Regions from separate parts of the Mus musculus genome. Here region 2 is linked to region 1. A link is a loop called in an ENCODE intact Hi-C map of the cell type or tissue named here. Cell type or tissue: heart. All regions are shown on one strand. Links, peaks and the distances in the headings refer to the core of each region. The heading gives the core; the rest is flanking DNA.

Region 1 (16,309 bases), core at 4,198-12,197:
GGGAGTGGCTGGCGTGAAGTCCTTAACCTCACAGTCTGCTGCTAACCAGGACACCTAAGGCTCAGAGCACTTGCCTGTTTATGGCAAGACACACAACAGCCTTGTGCGAATACATAGTGTGGGCTGGACCCTTGGCATCAAAGTACTGAAGAAGCAGAGGCAGGAGGATGACAAGGTTGAGACCTAATTTGTTTATTGCCCACCCCGACTCATACCTGGAGAGATGGCTCAGTAGTTAAGAGCACAGGCTGCTTCCCTGGGCGACCTAAGTCCCTTCTGTTCCCAAAATCTACACAGCAGCTCACAACTCCCTCTAACTCCAGTCCCAAAGGATCGGATTCTCCGTCTTAAGAAAGAGACCAGGCTAGGCCTAGTGGCGCACGCCTTTAATCCCAGGACTCAGGAGGCAGAGGCAGGTGGATCTCTGAGTTTGAGGCCAGCCTGGTCTACACAGAGAGTTCCAGGACAACCAGGGCTACATAAAGAAACCCTGCCTCGAAAAAAAAAAAAATTAAAGAAAAAAATTTTAAAAGAAAGAGATAAGTCTCAGAAATATTACAGTATGGAGAGAAGCTAGACCCCAAAGTGAGCTTTTTGATTAATTACATTTCTAATATCTTCTAGAACAGTCAAAATTGAACCGTGGTGAAAGGCTCACAAAGGGAGAGATGCTGGTGGGAGAGGCGGGGTTTACTGCTGCGCTGAAATGTTCTTCGACAATGGGACAGTGGTTACACAAATTTAGACTTTTGTTGAAACTCATAAAACTTATTATGGCCTTTGCAATTTGTTATATGCAAATTGAACCCCCAGTGAATTATAATAATAGCATATTAAAGTTGGTTCCCAGAGGCCTTCTTAGGAAGGTTTGGAGGGACCGCAGTCTCCCTTTGAGGCTCAGTGAGACTTGGTGGAAGGAACTCCTGGGACTGGGGCCTGGGGCCCTCAGAGAACTCGAAAGGTATGTCCCCACCTGACCCTGTTGCTACAGAAAGCAGGGGACTCCAATGACACTCACAAGGGAACCGCAGCGACCATCCCCAGCTGGTCCACATACAAGCATCTCGCCCTGCAGAGCTGCAGGACTTGGCTTTGCTGAGTCCAGCTTTCCTCTCCCGGGACGCTGGGGGTGGAGGAGGCAGCGGGATACCTCCCTGAGTCAGCAGGAAGAAGAGGAGGTCCGTGGGGACCTTCCGAGGAAGTCAGACCCCACACAGGAAATGGTGAATCAGGATGCTGGCATCAGGCCACTCAGAGCCCGTGAATCCCTCGCGGTGGGGGGGGGGGGGGGGGTAGGGGAATCATTCAGAGCTCAGTAGTGACCCGGAAGAAGGAAAAACCCTGAGGTAAAGACCTTAAGTTAATCCCTTGGATCGGGGAGCAGATGGGGTCCATGCAGCATGGGTCTTCTGTGCTAGGTATGTGTGGGATCAGACAGACACAGAAATATATTTCATTATATATAATGCAAATATCATATGTGTATATTTCTTGCCCTGGTTTAGAATGCAGTGTTTTCCCTAAAATCAACTCAATCTGACTTTTCTCCCAGAAATCAGATGAGAAGGAGAAAACAGGGTTTGAATGAGACTGGCCTCAGCAGGCTCAGGCTCGAACGCTTGGGCCCCAGTTGGCAGAACTGTTTTTGGAGGATGTGGCCTTGTTGGAGGAGGTGTGGCCTTTGTTGGGGGAGGTGTGGCCTTTGTAGGAGGAGGTGTGGCCTTGTAGGAGGAGGTGTGGCCTTTGTTGGAGGAGGTGTGGCCTTGTTGGAGGAGGTGTGGCCTTTGTTGGAGGAGGTGTGGCCTTGTTGGAGGAGGTGTGGCCTTTGTTGGAGGGGGTATGGCCTTGTTGGAGGAGGTGTGGCCTTTGTTGGAGGAGGTGTGGCCTTGTTGGAGGAGGTGGGTCCCTGGGGACGGGTTTGAGGTTTTGAAGGACTGACACCATTCCTAGTGTGCTCTCAGGGTTCTCCGCTTTCCCTGCCACACTGCCTTTGCTTTACCCGGTGCTCTAACCTCTCTGAAATTCTGAGCCCAATTAAATTCTCTTATAAATTTCCTTGGTCATGGTGTGTTGGCACTATTTCTTTTTTTTTATTATTTTTATTTTTTAGCTATATTATTTGGATTCTTATCTTTACCTCCCTTCCAGTCATTATCCCTTCTAACACCCCAATATCAGGCAGCAGGGAAAGAAGGTTAGAGCGGGAGAGGACGTGGACCTCTTTAAACTACTTCCTGCTGATTAGGGGCGTTGAGTTCCTTAGGGCAAGTCCAATCTTCGTCTCCTCAGGATATCTCCAATTTCTTCTTGTCTCCTTTCTCTAGACCACTGGCGACAGCAAGACCAAAAGCAGGAACCAGCAGGAGGGACAGCCATGCCTTCTTCTTCAGAACACACACACACACACACACACACGGCCTTCTGGGGCTGGGGCATTTATACCCTCTCCAGAGCACTCAGGAGGCAAATAGTCTGCTGCTGAGGATAGTCGGAAGCAGTCCCACATCCACGCCTCGGATTAAAACAAAAACATTCACATAACATAACTGGGGTTGTTTGTTTGGCCGGGGGGGGGGGGGGGGGATGTTTGAGACAGGGTTTCTCTGTATAGCCTTGGCTGTCCTGGAACTCACTCTGTAGACCAGGCTGGCCTCGAACTCAAGAAATCCTCCTGCCTCTGCCTCCCAAGTGCTGGGATTAAAGGTGTGTGCCGCCACTGCCTGCCTCCATAACTGGGTTTTTAAAGAAACCCAGACTCTCACTACAATGGTGTCCTTTCACAGAAATAGAAAGACAACTAAGTTTGTATGAGGCTAAGGAAAGTTTTTCAGTGGATAAAGTGCTTGCCTGAGAACCTGTGGGTAACTGAGTCAGCTTTGTGAGTTCACAAGGAACAGATGAAGTCTTCAGCGAATATGTGTTATCAACAGGGACCCAGTGCCCTAGACTCAAGGAATTGGCAAACCTTCCTCTGGCCCCTGTTCAGATGTTGACAGTGTATTGAAAACATGACCTAGGTCTCTCCTCAGACATTTACAGCCTGGAACTTCTCCCCTAGAGAGAGCTCCCCAACTAACCCCTTCTCTTCATGGTGTGCATCGTAAAGGCCCTGAGGAGCTGTGAGGGTCCCATTGCTGCCCCATCAGAACCAGCTTGGCCACCCAGACCCAGCATTTCTGGATGAGTGTGTCTGTGTGTCTGTGTGTCTGTATATAGCTATATGGGTGAGCTCTGCTCCTGACTGAGAGATCCTGCTTCACTAAAGGAGGAGGTAGAGCCATATAGAATGACCAGTCAGCCTCTCCACAAGCTTATCCACCCTCAGGCATGCACACTCACACCTCATGCGTGTTCACAAACTTGCAGACACTTGCATCACACACACATGCATCACACGCATGCATCACACATGCATCACACATATGCACCACACACATGCATGACACACATGTATCACACATGCATCACACATATGCACCACACACATGCATGACACACATGTATCACACACATGCATGCATCACACATGCATGCATCACATGCATGCGTCACACATGCATGCATCACAGGCGCATGCATCACACATGCATCACACATGCATCACATGCATCGTGCATGCATCACACATGCATCACACACGTGTATCACACACACATGTACCACACATGCATCACATGCATCACACACATGCATCACACATGCATGCATCACACACATGCATGATATACACATGCATGATACACACACATGGATGACATGCACATATAGAAATACAAAAAAAAAAAAAAAAAAGCAAAAAGAAGTTTGGGCATTTTGATTTTCCTCCCCAAACTCCAATCTGTGAGGCCGCCATTGATGACTTTACTGTACAGATGAAACGCTTATCTGTAGTCCTGCCTATGCCAGCACTTCAGTCTGGGACTATTCTTTCAAAGTTCAAAGTTTAAGAGAATACTGAGTTCTAAAAAGTACTTACTTTCTTTAAAGACAAATTCTCACATAACTGCAGGCAGACTTTGAACTCCTATGTAGCCACAAATGACCTGAACCTAACTCCACCTCCCAAGTGCTGAGTATAAAACCAGCATGCTTGGTTTCTGTGGTGCAGGGGATGAAGCCCAGGGCTTCCCACCTGCCTTTATTTACAAGTAATTTCAAATAATTATGTAGTATTTGTTTGTGTGTGTGTTTGTTTGTTTAGCCAGGATCTCATTATGTAACTCTGGCTTGCCCTGAAATTCACAGTAAGCTAGCTGCACGTTCTTGCCTCTGCATCTTCCCCCTGAGTGCAGAGATTAAAAGAATGAGCCACCACACCCAGCCAAGGTTGAACCATATTAAAGCCTAAAGTTTAGACTGTAAAGTCATCTCTATGATTCACCAGAAAAGGCAGTTCCTGCTAAACTTGATAACCCGAGTTTGATCCACAGAACCCACAGAGTAAAAGGAGAGACCTGACTACTGCAAGTTGTCCTCTGACCAAGACACACACACACACCTAAACTAAGTTGGAACAATTCAGGTATAATACTACACACAGAGAGAGACTTAAAATAACCAAGGAGATGGGGGTTGGTTGTTTGGTTGGGTTTCCTTGAGACAGTTGATGATAACAGACTGAGGGGTACTTAAATTCTTCATCCTCCAGGACAGCCAGGACGAGACAGAGAAACCCTGTCCCGAAATCCAACAACCACAGTCTTTTGTACTCTGGTGTCTATTGCAACACCATGTATAAGACCCCGAATATGGAGAAATAGGCTACGTATCTATCACTAGATGGACAGGTGAACCACATGTGACATACACCCGCAATGGAAAGGACTCCTGATCCCTGCTACAGAATGTGTGAATCTAAGATTGTCACGCCAAATAAAATCATACAGGAATTTATTACTGGTGTTTTGAGGAGTTCCAGCATTAAAAAGAAAAAAAAAAGATTTTAAAAACAGATTATTGGTGACCCCAGCCTGTCTTAGTCAGCATTGCTATTGCTGTGATGAAACGCCGTGACTAAAGCAACCCGGGGAGGAGAGGGCTTATTTGGCTCACACATCCATGAAACTGAAGTCTGTTAGCAGCTAGACCTATGTAGAAAGACTCTCTCTCTCTCTCTTTCTCTCTCTCTCATCACAAAAAAATCTAAATAATAATACTATCAAAATATAAACATTGTAAGCCAGTTTCAATTATATATTTGTCTCCTGTTCAGATGTATCCAGAAAGAAGCTAGGAAAATTCTGCTAGCAAGGAGTTCAACTGTCTCCGGGAGTTAGCCCATTCATTACAATAACCGGATAAGCCCGAGATGGCAGGTATCATCTCATTGCAGGATGGGGCTGGGTAAATCCTCAGTGGTTCAAAGCATCTATTGCTCTTGCAGAGGATCCAGGTTCTGTTCCCAACCCCGACAACAGGCAGCTCACAACTGCCTGCAACTACCGCCGTCAACTCTTCTGTACTTCAGGGACAAAGCACATATGCAAATACAGCCACCCACACAGAGACATGCTCCTATAAACATTTAAAAGAAAAAAAGGGGAAACGACCATCTGCTAACGGGCAAGCATTCTGAAATCTACGTCCAGCCTCCTGAGTCTATGCTGCCATTTGAACAATGCAGGAGTCCACTCTAGAAAGCCGCCCTTGGTCATGAGCTGCAAGCCCACACAGGTCAATCCTGCAGCCCAGGGCAGAGCCCAGCTGTTTCCTGGACAGCGCATCCATCTTTGCTCTAGGATACATGAAGCTGTGCTGTAAGGCTAGCTCCAGCCCAATCCTGACAAGGACTAGTTTTGACTAGAAATTCACTATCTGATCTCCATCTTCAGTTCCTAACAGAGGCCTGTCTCTGTGTGCACTCTAGTTTGTTGATCTCACTGGTAAGTTATGAATCACCACGTTGTCATATTGTCACAGGAACCCTATCAGAAGGCCATAAACCAGTTGGGTAGGCTGACACATGCCTATAATCCCAGCACTTTGGGAGGTGTATGTCTGTGTGTGTCTCTGTGTGTGTGTGTGTGTGTGTGTGTGTGTGTGTGTGTGTGTGTGAGAGAGAGAGAGAGAGAGAGAGAGAGTTTTAGTCAGGGTCTCCCTTATTTAGCCTCAAACTCACAATGTAGACCAGGCTAGCCTGAAACTCAGAAACCCACCTGCCACAGCCTCCCTAGTGCTAGGTTTAAAGGCGTGGGCCACCACACCCGGCCTAAATTTTTTTTAAGTGAACTGCATCTTGCTTTTTGCTGTCTCGAATCCTTACTGGCCCTCTCTCCTTCCACCATAGAATGCTAAGCAGGAAGACCCTCAACGGGTGCCCTTCTGTGCCCTTCCACCTCCCAGCCCCAGATCCATGAGCCAATACATTTGTTTCTGTTCTTTATAAGTCACTCAGTCTCTTACAGGATCATAACACACAAGTAGGCCTGGTATAATCACAGGCTCCCAGTGAGTGCCTGCTCAGCTCTGGGGGAAACAGAGCCAGAGATCCCAGCACTTGGGAGATGTGTGTCTGGGATACGGAGGTTTAGGTGAGAGAAGGGCCAGACATGGAGACAACCAGAGAGGTCTAAAGCTGGGAATGGAAGTGAGGCAGCTTCCCCCCAACATCCAATAGACATCAGCCCCAAGTCTTGAACGAAGCGCAGTGAGGCCCACTCTGGCCTCTAGAAAACACTAAGTTTCGGTCAATTCCTTTCCTTCTTTCTCATCCTTCCTTCCTCTGCTTCACTACAGACCAGAGTCTGGGGGACACAGGCAAAAATATACAGGTTCTCGTGTCCCAGGACAAAGAACTACACCAGAGACCTGCGGTTAGTGACAGAAACAGAAAAGGTTTATCAAGAAAAGGGAAGTGCTCCGGAGAGAGGCAGGCAGACTCTCAAAAGCACTGGAGCCCGAGTCACGTGACCTTCGGAAGATCATTTGTACAGCAGCTGCCTTCCCCCATGGTTAGATTGAGAAGACACGCTCTGTTGCAAGTAGCCCACGTGGAGAAGGGTTTTAGTCTTTCTCTGTCGAATGGCTTGCATCTACCATATGTTAACCTTGAAGCCTCTCTTTCTATAGCCCTACTTTACAGTCACGCAAGCGCACAGACACACACACACACACACACACACACACAGACACACTTTTCTTCCCTCCCCTTAACCCCACCTCACAACTGTCCTTTCACTTTGGGAACAAGCCCTAGAGCACTGACCTCATAAATGTGTTCTCTACCTCCACGACTAAACTCTACTCCCAGCTCCCAGCCCAGAACAGTGTAACAGTGTAGACAGCTGATGCATCTGGGATTTTGGTCCTCACAGCTCTGTTCTATTCACCCCCACACTTTGCATAAGAAATGTGCTGGGTTGCAGTTGAGAACTAACTCTCAAGGGCCCGGACTTAGAAAATGGCTAAACTCTTTCCCTGTGCCTTTGGTTACTCATGGATGCTCTCCTTGGTCCCCCACTCTCCTTCTGCTCGGCACCCCACTTCCTGAAGCAATACTCAGTGGTGGACACCATTTACCATCATGCCTTTGTGTACTGAGATTCTCTCCTATTCTCTGATATATCCAAGAATTCATTTTTAATTATGCATTGTGTGTGTGTCTCTGTGTGTACATGTGTGCTGGAACCCTAAGAGATCACAGGAGGGCACCACATCCCCTGGAGCTAAAATTACAAGCTGTATGATAGAAACTTATGAGGATATCTGCACAGATTAAAACTGATAAGGCTCCCACACATGTATCCAATAAGATGAAGCAATTCTTTGTAATATGTACAGTATAAAACATAATGCTGGTATATCACACAATCCCACAGGGCAAGCAATTGTAGAAAGAGCCAATCATACCATAAAAGAGATGCTTATTAAACAAAAAGGAAGAGTAAAAATCCCCAGGGACAGACTAAATAATGCTTTGTTAACTCTAAATTTTCTTAATATTGGTTAAAAAAAGAAAAAAAGGAACAACAGCAACGCTGGGTTATCTGAGGAACTAGGCTAACTCACGTACTATAAGGATGTGTTGGTATTAGAATGGAAGCACGCAATCGTTTTAAGATGGGGACATGGTTATGCTCATGTATCTATGGGGAATGAAAAAAAATATGGCTACCAAGAAAACTTAAAAAGATTAGATCTGACCAGGGAAACCCTCCTATCAGCTAAGACATGAATGTCTTCCCAAAGCAAATAGCCTAGGTGACTCACTCTCACAGACTGTCTCAGTCTGTCTCTCCAAAATATATATCCACATCAACTTCAGAAGAGCAAGCCCAAATGGTTGATCACACAGAGACTAAACATAGACTTAACAGACAACACAGGGACTGGACAGAAAAAGATATAGCTAGCTTTCCTGGAATTTGGCCAATATTCTGATTTTCATAGGGTACCCAGAAAATATCTTTGTCTCCAGACAAGTAATTTTAAGACATGACCTGCCCTTTTCCCAGAAAGTGGGATAGATGTTTTTGGTCATTTGATGTGCTATGACTGTTATCATCTAGAGTGGTTTTTATTCCTTATAGTCAAGGAGGACACAAAATAAAGTTTAAATCAGGGATCTCTCTCCTCTATCTAATAATGGAGGGAAAGAGGGGAAAGGGGAAAAATAATGACAAATAAATAAATATAATAAATAAAAATACTAATCTTAAATATTTTACCTTGGCATAGATTAATACATCTTGATAGAGACTTAACGTTGTTTTGTCTATTATTTGATACGTTGTACATAAGCAGCTCATTTAAAATATGATATAAAGTTCTAGTTTCATGGTTCTCATAATTATGCCTATTATCTGTAGGTTTTTGTGGTTTTTTTTTTTTTTAAGATTTATTTATTTTATATGAGTACACTGTCACTGTCTTCAGGTCCACCAGAAGAGGGCATCAGATCCCATTACAGATGGTTATGAACCACCATGTGGTTGCTGGGATTTGAACTCCACACCTTTGGAAGAGCAGTCAGTGTTCTTAACCACTGAGCCATCTCTCCAGCCTTACCTGTAGATTGCTAGTGTTATAGAAAAAGGTTTTAAAAAAAAAAAAAAAAGAGAGGGCTGGTGAGATGGCTCAGTGGGTAAGAGCACCCGACTGCTCTTCCGAAGGTCAGGAGTTCAAATCCCAGCAACCACATGGTGGCTCATAACCATCTGTAACGAGATCTGACTCCCTCTTCTGGAGTGTCTGAGGACAGCTACAGTGTACTTACAATAAATAAATAAATAAATCTTTTAAAAAAAAAAAAAAAGAAAGGGCTGGTGAGATGGCTCAGTGGGTAAGAGCACCCGACTGCTCTTCCGAAGGTCAGGAGTTCAAATCCCAGCAACCACATGGTGGCTCATAACCATCTGTAACGAGATCTGACTCCCTCTTCTGGAGTGTCTGAGGACAGCTACAGTGTACTTACAATAAATAAATAAATAAATCTTTTAAAAAAAAAAAAAAAAAAAAAAAAAAAAGAAAAAGGTTTTTTTTTGTTTTTGTTTTTGTTTTTTGGGTTTTTTTGAAGCAGAAAGGGAGATGTGAAGTGGAAATTTCTGGTTTCTTTAACAACTCAGTTGTGCCACATGATGTTTTCCTGGAAGCTGTCTCGTGAGAGGGCATGTGATGTTTTGCTGGAAACAGACCCTTGAGAGGTCGCATGGTGCTTAGAAAGAGTATGAATAGACCCACAGACAGTGAGAGGACACTCTTGCATTGCTAGGTCATGCAACGATTTGCCGGTCTTTGCTCATCTTCTTCGTCGGTCTTCACTTCGAAGACAGAAATGTACCAAGAACTTCTTGTGGTATTTCTGCTGGCTCTGACTGATTCCGCCGACTCATACCAATTCCACAGAGCCTTGCTGTTTCTGCTGGATCCTGGATCGGGCCACCACTACTGATCTGTATTTAGTGTTTGGTGTTGAACTGGCATGCTGGTATCCTGACAACAAAGAGCGGAGTCACTGCAAGAAACTACTTCTAAACATGTCCACAACCCCCCTTTCTTACTAACCTTTTTTTCTTGCCTCTGGTTGGTGGATTAGAAAAGAGGTTTAACCATTTAAAAACTCTAAATAAAGTAGGTTTTGAAAAAAAACAAAACAAAACTAAGCCTACGGGAACTGAACTCTGGTTCCCTGCAAGAGGAACAAGTGCTCCTAACCACTGAGCCATCTCATCAGCCCCTGAGATAGTGAAGACCCACTGGGTTGCACACAATGACTTCACTAAGTGAGCAGATGCAAGCATTACATAACTTGTAAAGCTCCGTCTCAGGAATACAGCGAGACCTGAGGAGGAACCAAAGCAAGGAAAGAGAAGGGTTAAAAAGGACTCACTTGCCGGGAGGTGGTGGCGCACACCTTTAATCCCAGCACTTGGGAGGCAGAGGCAGGCAGATTTCTGAGTTCAAGGCCAGCCTGGTCTACAAAGTGAGTTCCAGGACAGCCAGGAATACACAGAGAAACCCTGTCTCAAAAAAAAAAAAAAAAAAAAAAAAAAAAAAAGAATCACTTGGCAGGTCCCTGCTGCTCACTCTGCCTCTCTTCATCCCTGCCCTGTCCTTCCTGCAACATGCATGGACCAACTCTCTACCACAGCATTGTCTTGGTGACAAACATCTGCCCCTCTGCCCCAGACTTACATACTACAGCCTTGGTCATACAAAGACAGAGAGACTGGCAATCCTTTAGGCAGATTCCATTCTCCCGAAAAAGGAGAATCCAGTGCACTAGCTCCCAGCATCCGTCAGCCATCGACAGCAAGGCAGAGCCATGGAGAACAAACACAGAATCTAAGAATGACTTCTTTTGAGACCGTAGACCTGGGCCAAGCAGGGGAGGGTGGAAGAAACTCATGAGTAGGGCTGATCATCTGATGGTGAATCTCTTAAGTGTATTTCCCTCCTTGTAAGAGGGGCAGTGAGATTGGGACTGGAGACGTAAGTCGGGAGCTTGCCAAATATTCATGAGGTCCCAGATCCTAACCCAGCACCATAAATAATAATCATAATCAGCATCATGACAATAATAAAACATCAAGTTCCTTCCATGGAGAAGGCTTGTCAGCAAGCTTGCTTCCCTGTGGTCATCCCTTTTCCTGGGAAACATTCCTGGATCCCCCAGGATCCCTCAAGATGACAAGGTTCCCAAGGGATTCAGCAACCCGACCTTCCCTGCACTTCTTCCTTGGCCCCTGAAATGCTGGCAATATCCCCACTAAAAATCATCTCTACAACAGACGTCCATTTTCAAATTGTGGGCTGCCTACTTCATTTAAATTGCTTTCTGTTCTACCTTCCTCGGAGCCCACAGGCATCTCTTGCAGACCAGGATCTTGTGCTCCTTGCCAGCCCTGTATGTCTGGCTCGAATTAAACTTGTGACCACCTAGTGGCCTCACAGAACTTCCCAGGAACTGCCGTCTGTCCATCACCCACTGCAGGCAGCAATAACGGATGTCGGAGTCCACACCAGTTCCTGGTAAATTTTCTTATTCCTTCCAGCCCTTCCCATGAGGCTTCAGGGACCGCTGGGAATCCTGAGTCTCTCATACAAATATTTGATCTCCCAGACATTTCACCAGTGGGTCTTCCGTCGTCAGCACTGAGTCAGCAGAGTGTCCAGAATAGATCAAAGACAGCCCCACAGTCTGTCATCGAAGACCTCCTGAGTTGCTCTGACTCAACCGGGATGCTATGAATTTTGTCCCTAAGACAGGAAAGGTGGTTGCCCAGATTGTTCTGTGTTTCATTTTTTTTAAAAAATAAGAACAGAAAAGATCTGCTAGGATCATAATCTAAGACATCAAGCATAGGGGAGCCCTCAGGAGCACTTCAAAGCAGTTAGCGAGGTGTGGTCATGTTTTTCTGCACCAGCTGGGAGGGATTCTGAGTCAGAGCTCCTGGATGTGTAACCAGGGTGGCAGAGCAATAAGAGTTACAGCTGGGATTCGAATGTAGGCTGGTGACTCATAGCCTAGAGGGTTCATCTCTATACTGAACCAGGAAGCTGCTTTCTTCTTCTTCTTCTTCTTCTTCTTCTTCTTCTTCTTCTTCTTCTTCTTCTTCTTCTTCTTCTTCTTCTTCTTCTTCTTCTTCTTCTTCTTCTTCTCCTTCTCCTTCTCCTTCTCCTTCTCCTTCTCCTTCTCCTTCTCCTTCTCCTTCTCCTTCTCCTTCTCCTTCTCCTTTTTCTTCTTCATCTTCTTCTTCTTCCTCCTCCTCCTCTTCCTCCTCCTCCTCCTCCTTCTTCTTCCTCTTCCTCCTCCTCCTCCTCCTTCTTCTTCCTCTTCCTCCTCCTCCTCTTCCTCCTTCTCCCTCTCCCTCTTCCTCTTCTTCCTCCTCTTGCTCCTCCTCTTCTTCCTCCTCCTCCACTTCTTCTTCCCCCTTTTGTTCCTCCTCTTCTTGCTCCTCCTTCTCTTGCTCCTCCTCCTCCTCCTTTTTCTCCTCCTCCTCCACCACTGCCACCACCATCATCATTCAAAAGGCCAGGAAGTGAATATCTCAGTTAGAGGGACCACACAGCCACACAGTGTGGGCCATGTAAACACTATATATCAATGGGTGAGGCCCTCTTCAAATACAATTTTGATAACAAAACAGGCAATAGAAATATCTAGTCCTAATCCCAGCATTTAGGAGACAGAGGCAGGAGGATCTCTATGAGTTCCAGGGCAGCATAGTATATATAGTAAGTTCCAGACCAGCCAGGGCTATACAGTGAAACACTGGAAGGAGTTGGAGGGTGGGGAGATAGAGGACAGACAGATGGACAGACAGGCAGAAAAAATTGGAGAAGGGAAGACAGACAGACACAGATCCTGTTCATTACCACAAAGCTATAAAAACAGGGAAAGGGGCTGCACAAACAGGGGAAGCAGGCACTGGGGCTGGGACTGTGTGTCAGGTTCTCAGAGGAATGACAGCTTGCTGAATGCTGCTGTTAGGGAGCTGGGGAAAGAGCATCCATGAGAAGAACAGGGAGATGCCAGGAAGGCTCAAAGAGGAGAGAACAGGGCTGCGGATGGAGAGTCATTGGTGCAGTTGGTAATTTCCAGGAGAGCCAGAGAGTGCTAACAGGGGCTTCATCTGCACAGCCAGCCTGCTTAGCCAACAAGCTATGAAGATGTAAATGAAAGCAGGGTCCTCGCCTCCCCAAGTTACTTCCTCTGGTTAAGGTGTCTATCACAGCACCAGGAAGGCAAACCAGGGCGCCCTCCTATGTCTTCTTGTCCCCTGAAAGGAAAAAGGAGTTTGTAACCAAAACAAAAAGCACAGAACTGCTCCTGAACCGTGCCATAGTTCAGTTTAAGTCACTGTCTTGACTCTGGGTGATACTGGGGTGACAGATAACGGTGCATCATTTGTCAATGCCTAAAGCTAAGAGGACGGAAAAGAAATCCTACAGGCATCCCCAACTTCCGAGTTCTCCGGCTTCCATGTTTCACGATGCCACTCTCACCCGCCAAATGATCGGGTATCCGGAGATGTGTCTCCTGACATCAGCCCCCACTCCCACGCTGGTGAGTCAGAACACTAAATTCATGAAGACAAATTTGATTAAGCTTCACGCTGTGGTGACCAACAGCTATTTTTCTTGAGGCATTGAATCCAAACCTCTCGGGTGTGGGGACGAATGAGCCAGGCATTGCTGGGCCAAGTCAGGGCAGGGCTTGAAGTATAAGTCTCAGCACAAGCAGAGAGCTCCTTGGTTAATCTTTTATTCAGGCACAGGTCCAGGGGCATCACTGATTAAATTTTTTTATTTGGGCACAGGCATTGTTTTAAGGGGTAATTACAGACAATCCATATACAGGCATGCCTGGGCAGCTTCTAAGAGGAAAACTTTAGACCAAATTCTGGATCCCAAAGAGATCCTCCCATTGATATGTTAATCATCTCCTGTGTGCCAGCCTGCTGCGAAGAGATACTTACTGGAACAAAGGAGAAGCCTGTGGGAGAATAAAGCGGGGTAAGTGGTCTCAGACTGTAACCCCTATCGATATTGACAGGAGCTGGAGGAATTCTGACCCATTCATGGGTTTAAAGGGACAATCAAGCAGGGTATGGTGGCTCATGCTTGTAATCTAGCCATTGAGGGGACCTGAGGTAAGAGGATTGCCAAAAGTTCCAGGCCAGCCTGGGTATTTAGTATTAAGACCCTACCTCAGGAGGGGGGAAAAATGAGGCTGGAGAGATGGCTTAGCTAAAAAGAGTGTGTACTTACTGTTCCTGCAAAGGACCTGAGTCCTGCACCCAGCACACAGCACACAGCACCCACCGCACTGCCTGTAACTCCAGCTCCAGGTGACCTATTTAGGCATATTCACATACACAGAAACACAAATACATATAAATAACAAGAAGGAGAAGGAGGAGGAGGAACAGGAGAAGGAGGGAGAGGAGGAAGAGGAAGAGAAGGAGGAGGAGGAGGAGAAATAATAAAGGTCCATTATGAATGACTCTATCTGGAATCAACTGGCATTTCCACTCCATGCTCTTAGCACACACAGCACAAACATTTGGGCATTATCATTCCACAGAAAGGCAACCCTTGCACAGGAAACAAATAAAAGCCACCTGCCTATAAATCAAACTGACTACAATCAAATACTGGTCACCTGCCTGTGACTACATTCCCAGAGTTAATGATGAATTCACAGATTGTGTGTGTGTGTGTGTGTGTGTGTGTGTGTGTGCGCGCGCGCGCGCGCGCCCTCACACAACTGTGGTGTGGGGGATTGAACCTGGGGCCTCTTGCATGCTAAGCAAGCACTCTGCCACTAAGCTATATATCCCAGCCCTTAATAATTGACTCAGAGAGTTCATATACGGCTTTAACATATACCAGGCATCATACTAGGATCAGAGGATAAATACTAAAGTGAATGTGTTTGGCAAGGAGTTTATATTTCTAGGGGTAAAGAATCAATAAATCATTTTCTAAATAATAATAAATTGGATTTTGTGGAGTACCACAAAAAAAAAAAAAAGGTCCTAAAAAGGAGGAGAGGCAAGCCAGGCATAGTGACACATACCTTTGATCCCTGTACATACCTTTGATCCCTGTAGAGCCAGGTGGATATTTGAGGCCAGCCTGGTCTACATAATGAGACCTTGTCTCTAAGAAGGGAGGGAGCCAAGAGCTAAATGGGCCACAGAAAGGTCTTTCTAAGGAAGTTAGATATACACAGGAAGATGCTCAGACTAGCACTGGGTAGCCTACAGGGCAGCTTCCTTCCCATCTAGGAGAGGAGGCACGTCATGCCTGAACTCAGAAGTTTTCCCAGTGTAAGCTGGACATAGTAATTCATTCCTGTGATTTCAGCATTCAGGAGGCAGAGACAGGGAGATTACTGAAAGCACAAGGCCAGCCTGGTCTACAGAGTGAGCCTGGGGCCAGCCAGGAAACGTAGCAAGATCCTGTTGCAAAAGGAAAACCAAGAATTGAAAAAAACAGGCTGGAGATGTAGTTCAGTTGGCAGAATATTTCCTAACACGCATGATGCCCTGGGTCCAAGTCTCAGTAAAAAAAAAAAAAAAAACCAGAAACAAAAAACAAACGAGACGTAGTGGAAATGGACATAACCATCTGGAGAAGCAGAGGCAGGCAGCAGAAACCCAAGCTTAAAACCCAAGCTCATTTGAGCTGCATAGCAACTTAGAGGCTAGCCTTGGAGACATGAGAATGTACAACAGTGGTTCTCAACCTTTCTAAAGCAGTTCCTCACGCTGTTGGGACCCCCAACCATAAAATGACTTACATTGCTCATAACTGTAATTCTGCTACTGTTATGAATCACAATGTAAATCTCTGATATGCAAGGTATCTGACATGCAGCCCCCATGGGAGTTGAGACCCACAGGCTGAGAATGGCTCCCCTGAGGAATGAAGGGGAGGGGAGGGGAGGGGGGAGGGCAGGAGGGACAGAATGTTGTTGTCCAGCATCTAGATTATGCTGGGTGAAATCGTGTCTTACCAGCGCCAAGACCCAGTAATACAGGTCCATGTGATCAATGACAGTTCATGAAAAGCTGATGAAGGGTTGATTAAGCTAGCTCAGTGGATAAAAGAGCTTGCTACCAGGCCCAGTGATCTGAGTTTGAGACGTGGAACCCAGAGGGTAGAAGGAGAGAACCACTTCCAAAGGTTATCCTCTGACTCCCACGGGTGTGCCGTAGCACGTATATAACACACACGCATGTGCGTGTGCACACAGACACATGCATACACAAACACACACACAGACAGACACATACACATACAAACATACACACATACACAAACACACACAGACACAAAGACACACATACACACACACAAA
Region 2 (16,309 bases), core at 2,969-10,968, 69 kb before region 1:
AGCCAGCTACACGGCTCCGGGTCATATATCACAAAGATACACGCACATCCAAGTTTACTGCTGCGCTAACTCAAGAAGTTCCCACCGCCTCCTCTCAGCCCTACCTAGCCTGTCTGGCCCTTCCTTCTCTTCCCCCATCCCGTCCCACCCCACTCCTCACTCTAACCACCCTTCCACTCCTCTCTCTTCTGAAACAGTCCTTGCAAAACACCAAATCCATTGTCCTGTGCCCCGAATCAACTTCCGGTTTCACAAGCAATGTAATACAGAAAAGCATCTTCCTACTTAAAATAACGAAATACTGAAAGACAAAGGCACACCATTTATCCCTGCTCTCAGACCATCTGGTGTGCACCTCCTCTTCCTATTCGAGCTGAAGGGAAGTGAGAAGGCTAGGCTGACTCCATGACAGACTTCAGATCGGCAGTTAAGAAGACTGGGCCTAAGAACTGGGCAAGTCCAGCCAAGCCCAAGCAAATCAATTGCTAATAGAAAAAAAAAAAAAAAAAAAAAATCCTGGCTCCATCCTTCGTGCCCCATAATGGTTCCAGAAGCCAAAGCTCATCTACCCTGGAAAACCACGTGCCTTAAATCGAGCCGGTGAGCTCACGTGACTATCCCTCTATTTTGGTAATGGGAGACGCCAGCAGGCTGGACTTCTGCAGAGTAAAACACTCATTGTGTTTACGGACTACCTGATTCCGGGGCTGATTCCGGGGCTGATTCTTCAGAGAATCATGGACCCTTACGGAAGGAGCCGTGTGTTGCTTGTTTGCCTTGGGTGTGTGTCAGGGTCTTTTTAACTGTTCCCCAGGCCTCCACAGCGCAGATGAACTGGGCTCACCTAAGATTCTTTGAAAGAATATTTATTTCTCCTTCACTTTAACAAACAGTGACCCGTGTCTCCTCTGTAGGGGCCGCTCCTTTCTCTAGGTCAGCTACTGAGACCTGCTCCCTGGGCAAGCATTTCCCCTTCAGGTGACTAGGTGCTGGCACCCCGCCCCTACCCCCATAGACGCAGACGCTAAATGTTCCTGCGCAGCCCCCTCGCATCCCTCCGCTCTTGAGCCCCACTGGACAGCAGGCTTCCTGCTTTGTTTTCTGGCTTCTGCAGCATTTCCACTCTCCCGTCCATCTTTCCTAAATCCTTCTGCCGCTGTCCTTCACTCCATTTGCCCCGAGAGGCAGCAGTCCCTGTCAGAGATTCGGATCTTCTCCCTCTACCTGAGCGAGTGTATAGACCCTCCTGGTTGGCACAGCCATAACACCAGGGAGCTTGACGGAGATACTTTTAGGAACCAAGTAATCCCAGAACCTGTGAGGTAGAGGCTGAAAGATGAGTTCAAGGCCAGCCTGGACCACACAAGACCCTGTTTCAAAACAACGATGAAAATGTGATAATAAGTAAAAACCCCGGGGGCATGAACTCTGCCCCTCCAGCACCAAGCAGGATCCCACACATGGCTCCAGCTCTGATGGCTTTCTTAGGATCCAGGAATCTATGCCTAATATTCATTTTTTTAAATTTCTTTATTTTATTTATATGAGTACACTGTAACTGTCTTCAGACACACCAGAAGAGGGCATTAGAATTCATTAAAGACTGTTGTTAACTATTATGTGGTTGCTAGGAATTGAACTCAGGACCTCTGGGAGAGCAGAGAGTGCTCTTAACCGCTGAGCCATCTCTCCAGCCGCCTATGCTTAATATTCTTAAGATCCCCTTTTTTTCCCCATAAGAGCTGCAAGTCTAAATTTGAATGTGAAAGTTCACGTTTCCTTAAGAGTTGAAAATAAATTTAAAAGAAGATTTAATCCCACGTGGTTAATAAAGCACGCTTGTACAGTGGCTCTGCTGCCAAGACATCAGATGTAACTCCTATCTCAGACAAACTCGTCCTTCCTGAAACCTTCCTCTTCTGAATTGTGCCCTGCGAATCCGGAACCAACCTCATGATTCTGCCTGGGGGTTGCTCCAGAATGAATCGCAGCACAACCCTTCCATCCCCACGGCCCTCCCTGAATTGTACCCGTCTCAGAGCATCCTAACTGGCTTTCGTTAGTGCCTAGGGGACACTCCTCCATTCTAGAACACCCTTGCCATTGATACTGTGACAGGAGGGGTGGAGAAGGAGAAAGAGGAAGAGGAGGGGGAGAAGGGAGAAGGGAGAGGGGAGAGGGGAGAGGGAGAAGGAAGGAGGAGGAGGGAGAAGGAGGAAAGAGGAGGGGGAATGAGAGGGGAGGAGGAGGGAGGCAGGAAAAGAGTAGGGAAGGAAAACTACAGTGGAGGAGGAAGAAGGGGAGAAGAGGAAGAAAGGGAGAAAGATAATGAAACCAAGAAGACAAGGAAAGTGGAGAAGGAAGAGGAAGAAGATTGAAGAGAAACGGTGAGAAGGGTACTGGAGAAATGGCTCAGGGGTTAAGAGCACTGGCGGTCCTTCCAGAGGCCCCAGCAACCACATGGTGGCTCGAAACCATCTCTAATGGAACTTGACGCCCTCTTCTGGTGTGTCTGAAGACAGCTACAGTGTACTCGCATACATTAAATAAATAAATAAATAAATAAATAAATAAATAAATAAATAAATAAATAAATAAAATCTTTTGTAAAAATAGTAAGAAACAGTGAAGAGGGAGAAAATGGAGAAGGAAGGAGGAGGAAGTGAGGAAAGGGGAAGAGATGGAAGAGGAGGGGAAGTATCCAAGTCCTCCCAACGAGTCAGTACTCTGTTGTCCCCAAAGCCGTGGTGCCAATCGTGAGCTCCTTCGATTCGATTGATCGAGCGTTATACGTTTTATCCATATTTATCAAATCGGATTTCAGACATCCGGCTTTCATGAAAGAGCACGGTGTCTTCAGCCTCGCTATAACCAAAAGGTTAGGGGCACTTTGCAGTCTTCAGCTTGGAGCCACTTGACTGCCTGGCTGGGAAGGCAGAAGGCAGGTTACAAATCTTGAGGCGCTGACTACAGCTTAGGAGACCAGAGCGCTAAGCCCCGCCCCCAACTCTTCCTTCACTCCAGTCCTGCCTCCCCGTGCTAATCACAGCCGCCTGACAAAGATGCCGCTTCCGACTCGAGCACAAGCTCCACGCGGCCGCCGCCGCACTGCCATGGCTTTCGAGTCACTTCAATCAAAGTGGACTTTCGCCATGCTGAGGGGGGCTTTCCTGAGGCTCAGTAAGTCTCTCCTCAGAGCACTAATGAAGCTGGACTTTGTCTGGACAGCATGTTTGGGTTGAAGACATTGCTTCATGAGGTCGTCTTTTACTTCTTCGGAGCACTGCACTCAGCTCAGAGTCCAAGGGAAGAAGACAGCTCCTGGCAGACAGGCACGCCTCGGTCCCTTGTGCACTGCTTACATTCTTCAAAAGCACAGACACCCAGAAGGAGCACACGCATCTCCCCTCAACTCTTATCCTCGATTGCATGTAATATATATAAAATCCTTGTTTTATGCTGTGATAAGTAGTTACGAAATAAAGCTGCTAAAATGAATAATTAAATGTATTTGGGGGGATGGGGAGGAGATTCGTAGTTAAGAGGAGGCTTGTTGCTCTTGCAGAAGACCAGAGTTCTGTTCCCAGCACCCACATCAGGCAGCTCAGAACCATGGATAGCTTTAGCTCCAGGAGATCAGGTCCCCTCTTCTGGTGTTCTCCGGCACCAGCGACATGTGGTATACACACAGGCACACACACACAAGCATACACACAAATAAAAATAAAGTTTTGTTTTTGTCTTTACAAGAATAAGTTAAAAAGATGTATCTACCTGATTTATATTAAGGCTTTTCAAAGTGGTAAAGTCTACTAGACACCTAGCCGTATCCTGTCTCCCTTCTTTTTTGGTCAGAGAGTAGCAATTGTTGTGTGGAAGGGATTTAAAACTACACGTCACAACCTCCTTTATTAAACAAATAAGAGTGCCATTTAAGAGTCCTCTAGCCCATGAGATGCCAGAAGTGGTTGGTAGGTAGCTTCCCAAACATTTCCTTAGAAGTGAAGGTGGATCCTGTGTAGGTGGCTGCAAACTGGTAGATTCGGCATGTCCCCCTTCCTGTGACATGGAGCAAAAGGAATGATCTTGAACTGTCATCATCTGCCTCCAGAGAGCAAAAAGCAATCTTCCCCAAGCTGCTTGGACCTGCATTTTCCTTTTATACACAACTAAACCGAGTAGTGCTGTTCAAAGCTACTTTGAATAAATGAAGAAGAAAGGGAAGGTAGGTAGGGCTGGAAAAGGAGGAGGAGGAGAGGGAGGAAGGAGAAGAGGATGAAGAGGAAGAGGAGGATGAGGAGGAGGAGGGAGGGAGGGAGGAAGAGGAGGGAAGAGGAGGGGGGAGAAAGAGAAGAAGGGGGAGAAAAAAGAGATTGGGAGGAAAGGGGAGGAGTACAGAGGAGGGGAGGGGAGGAGGGGGTGAAGAGAAGAAGAGGGGGAGGAGGGAAAAGGAGGAGAGGAAGGTCAAGGAGGGGAGGGGAGGAGGAGAGGAGGGGGAGGAGGAGAGAAGGAGGAGGGAAGATCTTTTCTTCCTTGACTAGCCCAATAAATCAGCAAGGTGGAAGGAGGTACTAATTAAGTGATAGCTGTAAGTAAATGATTTTATTCATAGCATCTCAATTTCTTCAGGTGTGCTTTTCACCATTTCTGTCTTTTAGTTCAAATAAACTCCAACATGAAAATCAATCTGCTGTGCATTTAAAGACACCTACACAGAAGGTCTGAATCATTTGCCAGATTTAAGCCCCAAATTTTATTTCCATTTTGGCTGAAAGCAAACTGTTCCTTTTAGGGCTTGGGAGCCTCTCGGTTTCCCACATTGAATGACATTCTAGGTTTTTGTGTAACCTCCTCTGCTCCGCACATTCTAGATAACTGCTACAATCACTAACTTTCTCATAGCCCCACCCCCACCCCTGCTGTGCTGTCTCTGGGGATGTGGCCCTTTCCAGTGGCTGTGGCTGTGGATTATCTGAGTAATTGCTTCAGTTCCTCGCTTGTTTTTGAGCTGAGGGCCAGCCTGACCTCAGGGCCCACTGCAAATGACTCAACAGTCAAAGTGAGAGTTTCGTCACTAAATGTGGCCCTGTTTGCTGTAGCTGTTTTCTCTCTCCCAGATTACTCAAATACCATCTGGCTAAAGTCAAGTTGTCTCAGAACCCACAGAATCTCTACCACGGGCTCTGTAGGACCTCTGAAAACTCAGCCATGTTGCAATCTCCTTTGGAGACTATGCAATGATTGCATGCTGTCAGCCCAGCCTCTCCTTCTGCCTCGCGTCCTCCCAGGACCCTGTTGCCTCCTGCTAACTACTGTGTATGCCTTATCTCCCCACAACCTTTGCTAAGCCAGAAGTCAAACTAGAGGCCACTTTCCCAAGTGCCCCATTTACCTTCTTTTCCTTCTGACAGTTCCAGATAAATCCTCAGCAGACTGTCTTTCCCCATCTAACACAGCTCCACCGTGTCTTTGGGGACTTTGTGACATCACCCAAGAATGTATCCTTAGAAACAAAACTGCAAAACCCAGAACACCAGGAGACAATTAAAGAAATTTTCGATGGTGAGATCACAAGTAGTAGAGACTTCTCCTTAACGGGCAGCAACTTTCACGCACTCAGCACTCTCCTGAGGCAGTTTTGCAAACAAGTTAACAATACCCTTTTCTGACCGCTCAGACCATCTTTAAGACAGAGCCTGTTTTGAATGAACAGTGTACAGAATGTACAGTATGCCACCAGGCTTTGGCGGTCCCCAGGGAAAGATAAAGGAAGATGTGTCCAAGAGGAGCCTTCCTCTTTCTCTTTCTCTTTCCCCTTTTTTCTTCTCTCTCTGGCTCTTTGTGTCTCTCTCTCTCTCTCATTTCATTTCTCCTTTCTCTCTTTCATCTCTCTTTCTTTCTCTCTTTTCTCCATCCTTTCCTCTCTTTTCCTATTTCTTCCTCCCTCTCTCAAATTCTGTCTTTTATCTCGCTCATTTCTTTCTCCCTTTCCTCTTTCTCATTTCTTCTTTCTCGCTTTCCTCATTTTCCATTTTCCCTTCCTCTCTCTTTTCCTTTTTCTCTCTTCCTCCCTCTCTCGCATTCTGTCTTTTCTTTTCTCTCTCTCATTTCTTTCTCCCTTTCCTCTTTCTCATTTCTTCTTTCTCGCTTTCCTCATTTTCCTTTTTCCCTTCCTCTCTCTTTTCCTTTTTCTCTCTTCCTCCCTCTCTCGCATTCTGTCTTTTCTTTTCTCTCTCTCATTTCTTTCTCCCTTTCCTCTTTCTCATTTCTTCTTTCTCGCTTTCCTCATTTTCCTTTTTCCCTTCCTCTCTCTTTTCCTTTTTCTCTCTTCCTCCCTCTCTCGCATTCTGTCTTTTCTTTTCTCTCTCTCATTTCTTTCTCCCTTTCCTCTTTCTCATTTCTTCTTTCTCGCTTTCCTCATTTTCCTTTTTCCTTTCCTCTCTCTTTTCCTTTTTCTCTCTTCCTCCCTCTCTCGCATTCTGTCTTTTCTTTTCTCTCTCTCATTTCTTTCTCCCTTTCCTCTTTCTCATTTCTTCTTTCTCGCTTTCCTCATTTTCCTTTTTCCTTTCCTCTCTCTTTTCCTTTTTCTCTCTTCCTCCCTCTCTCTCATTCTGTCTTTTCTCTCTTTCCTCTCATTCTCCGCTCTTCCTGTTGCACAGCTGCAGATGGACCAGGAGACCCCAAGTGTGTCCAATCACCGGCCCCACCTGAGCCACACCTTCATCTTTACTATTACTACTAACACCGCACCAAGTGTCAAAATTGAGCTCACTCTATATGTAGCCCAGGCAAGCCTTGACCTTGCGCGCCTCCTGCCTCAGCCTCTGGCGTAGTAGGGATTAACCAAAGCCACTTGAGATTTTCTTCAGTCAATAAATCCTTACTGTATATGATGGCAACACACTCCTGAGTCCAGTACTTAGGAAACTGGAGGAGGAGAATTGCCATGAGTTTGACGCTAGCTTGGCCTACCTAATGAGTATTCGTCTCTAAATAAATACATAAAGAAGTCTTATCAGTGCCTCTCCCAGCAAGCCCTGCATGGGGCCTCAATGCTGTGGTGGGTGGGGATTCTGGTTGGCTATTGCTAATAATATACCCAGAACCTAAGTCCAACACACTAGCTGCTGGAGCAGTATTCTCAACCTTCTTACAGTAAATGTTAAGGTGATACCCCCCCACACACACACACACGCACCATAAATGCATTTCATTGTTACTTCATAGCTGCAATTTTGCTACTGTTATGAATAACAACGTAAAAATGTCTGATATGCAGAAAAGTGGGGGATCGTGACCCCCAGGTTGAGAACCGCTGTGCTAGACACGTGTTACTACCTGGAAGTGATTGTATAGTCATGAAAGTGAAAATGCCATTTCTTCACTTGTATAGCCTTTCTTTTCCGTGTTGGTTGGAGTTATTATGTCGGATAGGACAAAGAATGTTCCTACCAGCCTAGATTCTCTGCATGGCGCTGGAATCAACAGTCAGATTCCAGCGGACATTCCTGGATTCCTTCTGCTGGGTCACTCAGTGCGGCTTTCTCCAAACCTTTGTCTTGTAGGATTGGAGAAGTTAGCACGTTTTCCTCGCCCCCCGCCTCCCGCCCCTCCCTCCTCCCTCTCTCCCCATCCCTCCCCTTCTCCTCTGACCCTCTCCCACCGTCTATCAAACCCAACGAAGAAGAGAAAAACAACCTAAGTGATTTCACTGATTGTCACTCAGTCCACCACCAACGCCAAAAAAAAAAAAAAAAAAAAAAAAAAAAAAAAAAAAAAAAAAAAAAAGCAGGACTGACTTTAGTTCCGCGTTTCCGTTCCCGTCATGCACCAGAGCCCGTGTGCACCAGGGAAGGTTGCTAGCACGGTCCTCGCCCCCAGCAAGCTGCCTTCATCTCCCCAGCAGAGGGCAACTGCGTTTCAGCTTCCTGATGGAGAGTGTTTACACCGCCGTTGCTGGGGGGTGGGGTTTAAAGATGGAGTGGGCGTGTGTGTGTGTGTGTGTGTGTGTGTGTGTGTGTGTGTGTGTGCGCGCGCGCGCTTCCAGTGATACTCTGCGTATTGAACGGCAATGCAGGGTACCAGATAATTCTGGCTATCTGAAGGGCAAGCCGTGGGAGCTTGGCGAGCAAAGTCCTACTTCACAGGAAATTCACGCCTGGCATTCCAGGACAGCACAGGGACCTGGCCCAGGGACTCTGCAGACCCTGTTCTGTGGTACTCTTATTAAGGAGGGAGTGTCAAGTCAAGCTGGAGACAACCAGGCAGCACTTACGGCCTCAGAGACAGACACAGATGCCCTTTCTTGGGATCAGACTGGGTCTGGAGGGCAGGCCTGTCAACAGCTGGACAACTTATTCACTTCTGCCAGGCCACAGCATGGCGGTGGCTATACAAGAGGACATGCCAGGGACTAAAGGGGCTACAATATTCACGAGCTCCTCTCTGAAGACCTGCACTAGCCCATCTCCCTTCCCCAGTGGCTCTGTCTCGGTCATCATCTCCCTCAACAAGACTCTCAGCACAAGGATATGAAGACAGACAGGTACCTGGGAAGGTGGGAGAGGGAAGAAGAGAAGAAGGAAGACTATGTAGGTGACATACACATATTCAGGTGACACGGAACTAATTATGTTGTAACTAAAAAGAAAATTCAAAGCAAATCAAGGATATATCTGATATCCTTAAAACACATATCCAGAAGGGCTGGGGACTTTGATACCAAAGTCAGACTCACATCTGTAATCATATTACCCGGTAGACTGAGACAGGGAAACTGAATTCAAACCCAGCCTGAGCTATATAGAGTGTGATTCTGTCTTGGGGAAAAAGAAAGCAAAATAACATAAAATTTAATATACATGAAAAGAAAGCTGGCTGAAGAAACAAGCTCAAAGCCCTGGATCCTGTCCTGATGTCCAAGAAAATAAAGTCTCAAAGACCTGGAGAAACGACCAAAGGTTAAGAGCACTGGCCGCTCTCGAAGACTAAAGGCTCATTTCCCACAATCTACTCTATGGGTAACAAGTGTCTATAATTCCAGTTCCAAAGGATCTGATGCCCTCTTCTGGCCTCCATAGGCCCTAGGAACACCTATGGTGTACACAAATATATGCAAGCAAAATATTCATACGCATACAACTAAAAGAACATTTACTAAAGATGTAGCAAGACAGCACCGGGCACAGCTGGATATGGGGATTCATCGCTTTTGACTTCGAGCAGTTGGCTTGGGTGGGTCTCCTCTCTAAGTCAGCCCCTGCTGGCTTCACCTTGATGCCCCCTTATTTTTAAACCCCTGTTCATCTAGACAGGACTAATGTGTGGCCAGGCCTTGGGCTCAACACTTTGGCTTCTTTCTGCAGAAATCTTTCAGGATCACCAAGAACTGCTAAGTCCATGTGAACCCAAAGAAACTGAAAGTCTTCCCACACAATTCCTGGCAGTGTGTCTGAGATAAGTAGAACCTTGTGACAGTGAAACAGTGCAAAATAGAACTCTGTGTGTGTGTGTGTGTGTGGTGTGTGTGTGTGTGTGTGTGTGTGTGTGTGTGTGAGTGTGTGTGTGTGTGTGTATGAGAGTGTGTGTGTGTGTGTGTGTGTGTGTACATGAGTGTGGTGGTTTGAAGAGCTTTGACCCTCATAGACTCATGCGTTTAAATGGTTGGTCCACAGGGAGTGGCACCGTTAGGAGGTGTGTCTTTGTTGAAGTATGTATGACCTTGTTGGAGGAAGTGTGGGGAAGGGCTTTGATGTTCTATGCTCAAGCTCTGCCCTGTGCAGAAGAGGCAGTCTTCTCCTGGCTGCCTTCAGATCAGGATATAGAACTCTTGGTTCCTCCAGCACCACATCTACCTGCATGCTTCCCACCATGGTGAGAATGGACTGAATTTCTGAACCTGTAAGCCAGCCCCAATTAAATGTTGTCCTTTATAAGAGTTGCTTTGGTCATGGTATCTCTTCACAGACATTAAACTCTCCCTCTCCCTCTCCCTCTCCCTCTCCCTCTCCCTCTCCCTCTCCCTCTCCCACTCCCTCTCCCTCCCCCTCCCCCTCCGCCTCCCCCTCCCCCTCCTCCCTCTCTCTCTGTGTAAGAGAGAGAGAGAAATGGACACAGTGTGTATAGGGTTGTGTATTCACCATGGCCCTCTCTCATGCTGAGTAGTTCCAATCAGCAGCATGCGTGACTGAGGCACACATCAGATGCTGCTGTGACATTTCCGTTTTCACCCTTCCTCTTCTGCTTCTGTACTGCCTGTCACGTTCCCAAACACAGGACAACACTTGGGGCATCTGATTCCACTAGTGACAGTGACATCATGGTCTGCAAAGGGACAGGGTGTCCACATGTCACCCAGGAATGCAGCAGAGTCACAGAGAAGTGTCACAGAACATAAATGAGGAACATCCAGGTAGAAGTAGACACCGAGTACAGGGGGGAACCACTGGATTCTTTTAAAATGTCAGTATCATAAGCAGCAGAGGACAGAGCAGTGGGACCTCCAGAGTCCAGGAGCACACAGGCAGTCCAAGCTTGAGAGGCTGGATGCCACAGGTAATGAAAGGTGTCTCCACACAGACAGGTTCTCCACCCGGCTCGTGTATGTGTGACTTTAGCATAAGTGCAGGCTTACCTTCAAAGCTAGAACAGCTACCGTCAGCATCCCCTCGCTTTGTCACACTCTGGAGAGAGCAGCTCCTGACTCATCGTGACATGTAGTCAAATGAAGAGCCCATATTTGCATCCAAGACAACTCATCAGTACAGAGTCAAGCATCTCTGTCCCTGAGTATTTGCGTAAGTCACCCGAGGTCCAAGAGGCTGGCTGTAAGTTTCCAGATAGCGCAGCCACAAACTTCCCTTGTCAATGCAATTAATCTGATTCTCTTCACTTTAGTCTCAGGCAGACTTTTCAGACAAGGGCAAAAAGTAGCCACATTCTTCACCAAAATACCACAAAAACTGTCTTTATGCCACATTCTGAAATTCTTCTCCTTTGAAATCTCTTAGGCCAGGTCAACACAGTTCAAATACTCCCAGCAACAAAGTCTTCCATATTCCTACTAGGAATTGATGACCCATTAATCTCCATTTAAAGCATTCCACTGTGTTGCAAATCCAAAGTCACCAAATCCACATTCTTTCAAAGGAAAGCATGGTCAGGTCTATCACAGCAATACTGGTACCAACTTCTGCCTTATTTAGGGTTTTACTGCTGTGAACAGACAGCATGACCAAGGCAACTCTCATAAAAACAATATTTCATTGGGGCTGGCTTACAGGTTCAGAGGTTCATTCCATTATCATCAAGGTGGGAGCATGGCAGTATCCAGGAAGGCATGGCGCAGGAGGATGATACCCAGTGGCTCTCAGTTCTTCTGTTTCTTCAACTGGAAGATCTCCCCTACTAACTGCACAAGCCCTGACCCTTCACACTGCTCTTTCGTAGCTTGGAAGTGCTTACCCAGTCTTCCATAGCTGTTTGTCTCTGCACTTCGGGCCTAGCCCATTTGCCCTAGCTCTCTAGGTACTATAGGAGAGCAGGACTAACCTAGAGCAGAGGAGCACTAACCTGTAGGAGAGGAGCACTAACCTATAGGAGAGGAGCACTAACCTATAGGAGAGGAGCACTGACCTATAGGAGAGGAGCACTTACCTATAGCAAAGGAGCACTAACCTACAGGAGAGGAGCACTAACTACATTGTCATTCCAACATGGGTGCTCCCTCTTGGAAAACATGTGTTCTTCAAGGGCAGGGCCCTCCAGAGAACAGCTCCCAACCCACTGGGTTCTGATGCTTCCTGTCCCCTCTGTCACCTGGAAGACTGTTCCCCACTGGTGCTAAATGGTTCATGTCCTTTGGCACATTCTCAGTTCTCACTGCTCTGGGGAGCTCTTTCTAGCTCACTCTTCTTTTCTTTGGTGTATTTTCCTCCGAGAACATATTTCTATCTGGGCATGTGTGTGTGTGCATGCACACACACACACACACACACACACACAGAGGCTACAGAGGGAGCAGCAGATAGGAGCGAATATTTCAGAATCTCATCCCACCACCACTGGGCACCCACATCCCTGAAAACCCCTTAAAAGCCAGGAATTTGTATCTTTCTCAGCACTGTACCCCAGCTCCTGAAGCCAAGCCTGACTTATTAGGTGTTGAGTAGTTATTTTTATTTTTGTTTCCAGATGAGTCTCGGGTAGCCCAAGCTAACCTGAAATTTAAATCTGTAGCTAAGGATGACCTTGAACTCCTGGTCCCCCTGCATCTCCGTCCCGTGTGGGATTACACGCATGCACCACCACGCTTTAGTCATGCAGTTCTGGGCATCACATCCAGTCTGTGCCTACTAGGCAAGCACTCTACCAACTGATGGCCCCAGATGGCCTATACTTCTTGAACAAACGAGCAGAGGTGGATGCATAGTTGGTGCTCCGAAAATGCACAGATAGGAAGACCAGTGTTGGGAGGTTTCACCTGACCCAATTCAAGACCCAGTACAAAGCTACACATGATTGACAGAGCGTTGCTAGCACAGGAAAGATCAGAAAGAGACAACCAGACACAGTCAAGTTTGCTGTTAATTTAATTTTTTAAAGTTAGCGAGTCTTTTCAACAAGACCCTGAAACAACTGGATGTCCACGTGCAAAGACAGGACTCAGCTGAAAGTGATGCGTGAACTTGAAACACTGGTAGAACCAACAACAACTAGAAAACCCATGAGAGAAGCCACAGGAAAACAACCCTGGAACTTTGGATCACTCACATTTTTTCCTATAATTCAAAATCACTACAAAATTTAGTAAATACATAAAACAATCATAAAAATTAAAAATTTTCATCTTCAAAGCTCTCCTCCACTAAGAAAATGAAAAGCATTGGGTGTTATACATGCTGTAATTTCAGCGCTTAAAGCTGGGGACGGGGACTGTGAGCTGGAGAACATCTTGAGATGTACTAGTAATAGTAAGGCCCTGGTAGGCAAGGAGGGAGGGAGGGAGGGAGGGAGGGAGGGAGGGAGCGAGGGAGGGAGCGAGGGAGGGAGCGAGGGAGGGAGGGAAGAAGGGGGAGGGAGGAAAGAAGGGATGGAAGGAAAGAGGGAGGGAGATGGGGGAGGAATGAGGGAGGGAGGGACAAAGAAGGAAGGGAGGGAGGGAGGAAAGGAGAAAGGAGGGAGGGAACAGGGAGGAGAAGAGGACAGAAGGGAGGGAGGAAGGGAGAAATAGACAGAAAAACAAAGGAAAACCATGGAACACAGACTAAAGAAAAGGGTTTTTATTTTAAATATAGTTACTAAATTAATCCTGGGACCCAGGAGACTCAGGTGGAAGGATCATGAGTCTGAGACTAGCTCAGGCCACACAGAAAGGTGCTGTCTCAAAACAACAAGCAAAAGCAAAACAAAGCAAAAAACCCCCAAAACAGTTATAAAAAGCTGCTCATGGCAGAATAAAAAGAAGACATTGTTTTTAACTGAGTAAAGTATTTGAACGGACACATTTACACAGAGAGACAGTAGATCACCAACCAAGCAACGAGTAGTTATTCAAAGTCACCGCCAGTCGCCAGTCGTTAGGGGCATGCAAACGAGAATGCACAATGAAAGGTCACTGCACACAGTAGGACAGCTAACCATTACTGATGGCGCCAGCTGTTGGTAAAGACAGCTGGAGATTCTCACAATGCTTACAGGAGCACAAAACAGTTTGGCTAATTTTTTTTATTCTTTTTTTTTTTTTTTTTGTCACAAAAAAGTGTTTTATACAGTGAGACATACACTTAGCATGTGATCCACCAAGCCCATTCCTAGGAGTTATCCAGAAAAGGTAAAGACACGTCTACAAACACGTGGACTCAACCGTCCACAAGTGCTTTGTTCACAGGGAACAGTAGCAAGAGTGCGAATCTCCATCGTTTGACTAAATAAAGCACAGGTCTGCTTGACCACAGAAGACTGCTCGCCAATGCCAGGCAAGACTCTGGGACAGCCTGTGAGTCCATCTATCGGAAATCCTAGAACAGGCAAAATCATGATGACATAGCACATGGGCCAGTGTCACAGCTGTGGGATGGTTTTAACGCCCAGGCATCCGTCGAGACTCAAAACAAAGCTTAGCCCTGACAAACTGATTTCTCAATAAAACACACCCCTGCTGGGCTGTGGCAGGCATATATTCCTGTCTCTTTATTTTCTCCTCCAGACAAACTCAGCCACTCAGTAGCTGTTGCCGCAAGTCTTTGCCCACATTCTTGCTGAGTAGCTGGGTCATCTTAACCTCCTGTGATGTCACCTGAGAACATAATAATGACTAACGTCGATGCCCTGACGAAACTGCTTACCTCACCCGTGAAATGGGATCATAACAGTGCCTGCTTCCTGGGCTTGTCTGGGGAGGGTGAAAGGACGTGGCTGACAAACAGGTTCCTTGTCTCATGCTCTTTGAACATTAGTCAGCTCTATGGCGGTCACAAGTCAGGCCATTATTTACATGCCTGCCTGGGATGAACTCGTCCATCCAAGGCTATTCCTCTCCAACCACCTACAATGGACCCTCTTCTTCCATCCGTCTCACAGATGAAGAAGAGGAAGGTCAGAGAGATGGTAAGGCTTAGAGGACACACTGTGGCTAACTGGCTGGAGTAGGGATTCCTGTCCAGACCCTCCTGAAGATATGGCCAGGATGCTACTGGAGCCTTCTCTTTCCCAGTTCTTATTCTTGATCCACCAAGGAGTCACTTCCTGTCTTCATTAGAACCTTCAGTGACCTCTCTGCCCCCCAAGTCCTCCATGATCTCTATGGCACACCCCTTATCAATGTCTTGCTAAAAGCACGTGGGAGGTGTGGGAGGCACTCCTGACTGAGGCTCTGCAGGCCACTCTCTTCTTCCCTTCCTGAGATGCTTTTTTTGCAGCAGGTGCCTACTCTGGCATTGTACACCTGGCATTTTTCCTGATTCTCCACATACAGTGACCTAGTTGTGTCTAACCTGTTACCCTGTGGGTTACTGTTGCCACAATAAAATCAAACACCTACCTGAAACATGATGACAATTTTCTTTTGTAACTTGACTTGGAACTTTGTAGACAATCTTATCATGTAGCATGCTGCCTGATAGACACCCCTTCCTCTCCCACCTCCCTATCTTCTACCCGCCTCATCTGTGCAAAGAACCTAAGGTCCCTGCAAGTAAGACCTGCATCCCCGGGACTGAGATGATGTCCGTGCTACTGATGTGGTCATTCACGCTTAGAGGGAGCTCATAGGAGCCTAGGGCTCAACACTTGTGGGTTTTTTGTGTTTTGTTTTTTGGGGTTTTTTGGATGAGGAAACCCAGAGAGGCAAATGTCACCCACAGGTTTACATGACTAATTGAGATAAAGCCATAAAACAAGCACTGCATTCTCACAGGTCCCCATCAAGTAGTGACATCAACAGAAGTCACTCTCAAAGGGATACATGGAACGCCCACTTACTGCGACTCCTGTGGTTCCAGATTCAACATGCCATTACAGCCAACAGTAGTGTGTTGTGTGTGTGTGTGTCCCAACTCTCTTATTTGTTTCATTTATTTTGAGACACTGTCTCTTATATGTAACACAGGCTACTTTGAATGTGCTGTGTAGCTGAGGCTTAAATTTCTTATCCTTAAATTGTAAGCCACATGGGACAGCAAGTGTTTGTCACCAGGTCTGGTGTATGCCACGCTGAGGACTGAACCTGGGATTTGTGCATGTCATGCAAGCAACACTATCAACTGAGCCACATCCCCAGTTCCCTGTTCTGCTCAATTTAAACACTGAAAACACTTTATGACTCTTAAATCTTGTTTTGGCATCTCTTCACAGCTGTTTCCTTTGCCACCAGGAGCCTCCTGGAGTAGGTGTGCTTTGATCCCTGCCAATATCTGTGCAATCCAGGGCCCTGCACCTGCTTAGCCTTGGTCTCCCTGTAAGTCAGTTCCATGTCCTTTGCTTCCCAGGGCACCACTAGCCCTCTGGAAAGCTGAAGGGGGAAAGACAGTCTTCAAAGAACAGGCTGGAACAGAACATGACAGTTATGCAACCAGCTTACAAATCTGTCTCTAGCGTCTCGTGACAGCTCAGCCCTGTTCCTGTCTGCATACTGTTCTGTGGATGACTTGTTCGGGAACATAGTCTTCTGCAGGAACAAGTCAAAGACTTAGGTCGCTGATGGCAAAAATCGCCACTCACCCTGTGGGCAGCCATGGGAAGTGGGAACCTGATTATTCTTGGGCCACTGGATGGTGGGGTGACATGCTACGGGACAGAGCACTACACACAG

What was found. A loop is a pair of places that touch in the nucleus more often than their neighbours do. Peaks named below come from ENCODE experiments on the same cell type or tissue, not always from the same donor. Only the 100,000 strongest peaks of a DNase experiment are listed, where the experiment ranks them.
Region 2: it touches region 1 in a loop (2.0-fold over the local background); 4 of 42 quality-filtered maps call a loop at or near these places.

The regions. Positions count from the first base shown.
Region 1 is chr2:170,243,444-170,259,752 of GRCm38, reverse strand. No RefSeq gene overlaps it. Among named protein-coding and RNA genes, the nearest start is that of Gm17619, 58 kb to the right of the region's middle. In heart, for the core only: a CTCF peak has its summit at 8,884 (motif pointing right); a DNase peak (open chromatin) is centred at 6,892.
Region 2 is chr2:170,310,975-170,327,283 of GRCm38, reverse strand. Gm34542 (a long non-coding RNA gene) reads right to left here and starts at 8,059. Exons shown (of 3, transcript XR_375322.3): 1 at 7,800-8,059; 2 at 5,393-5,516; 3 at 3,883-4,059. In heart, for the core only: a CTCF peak has its summit at 7,894 (motif pointing right); DNase peaks (open chromatin) are centred at 3,003, 5,013, 7,893 and 10,293; H3K4me3 peaks cover 2,307 bases; H3K27ac peaks cover 3,338 bases.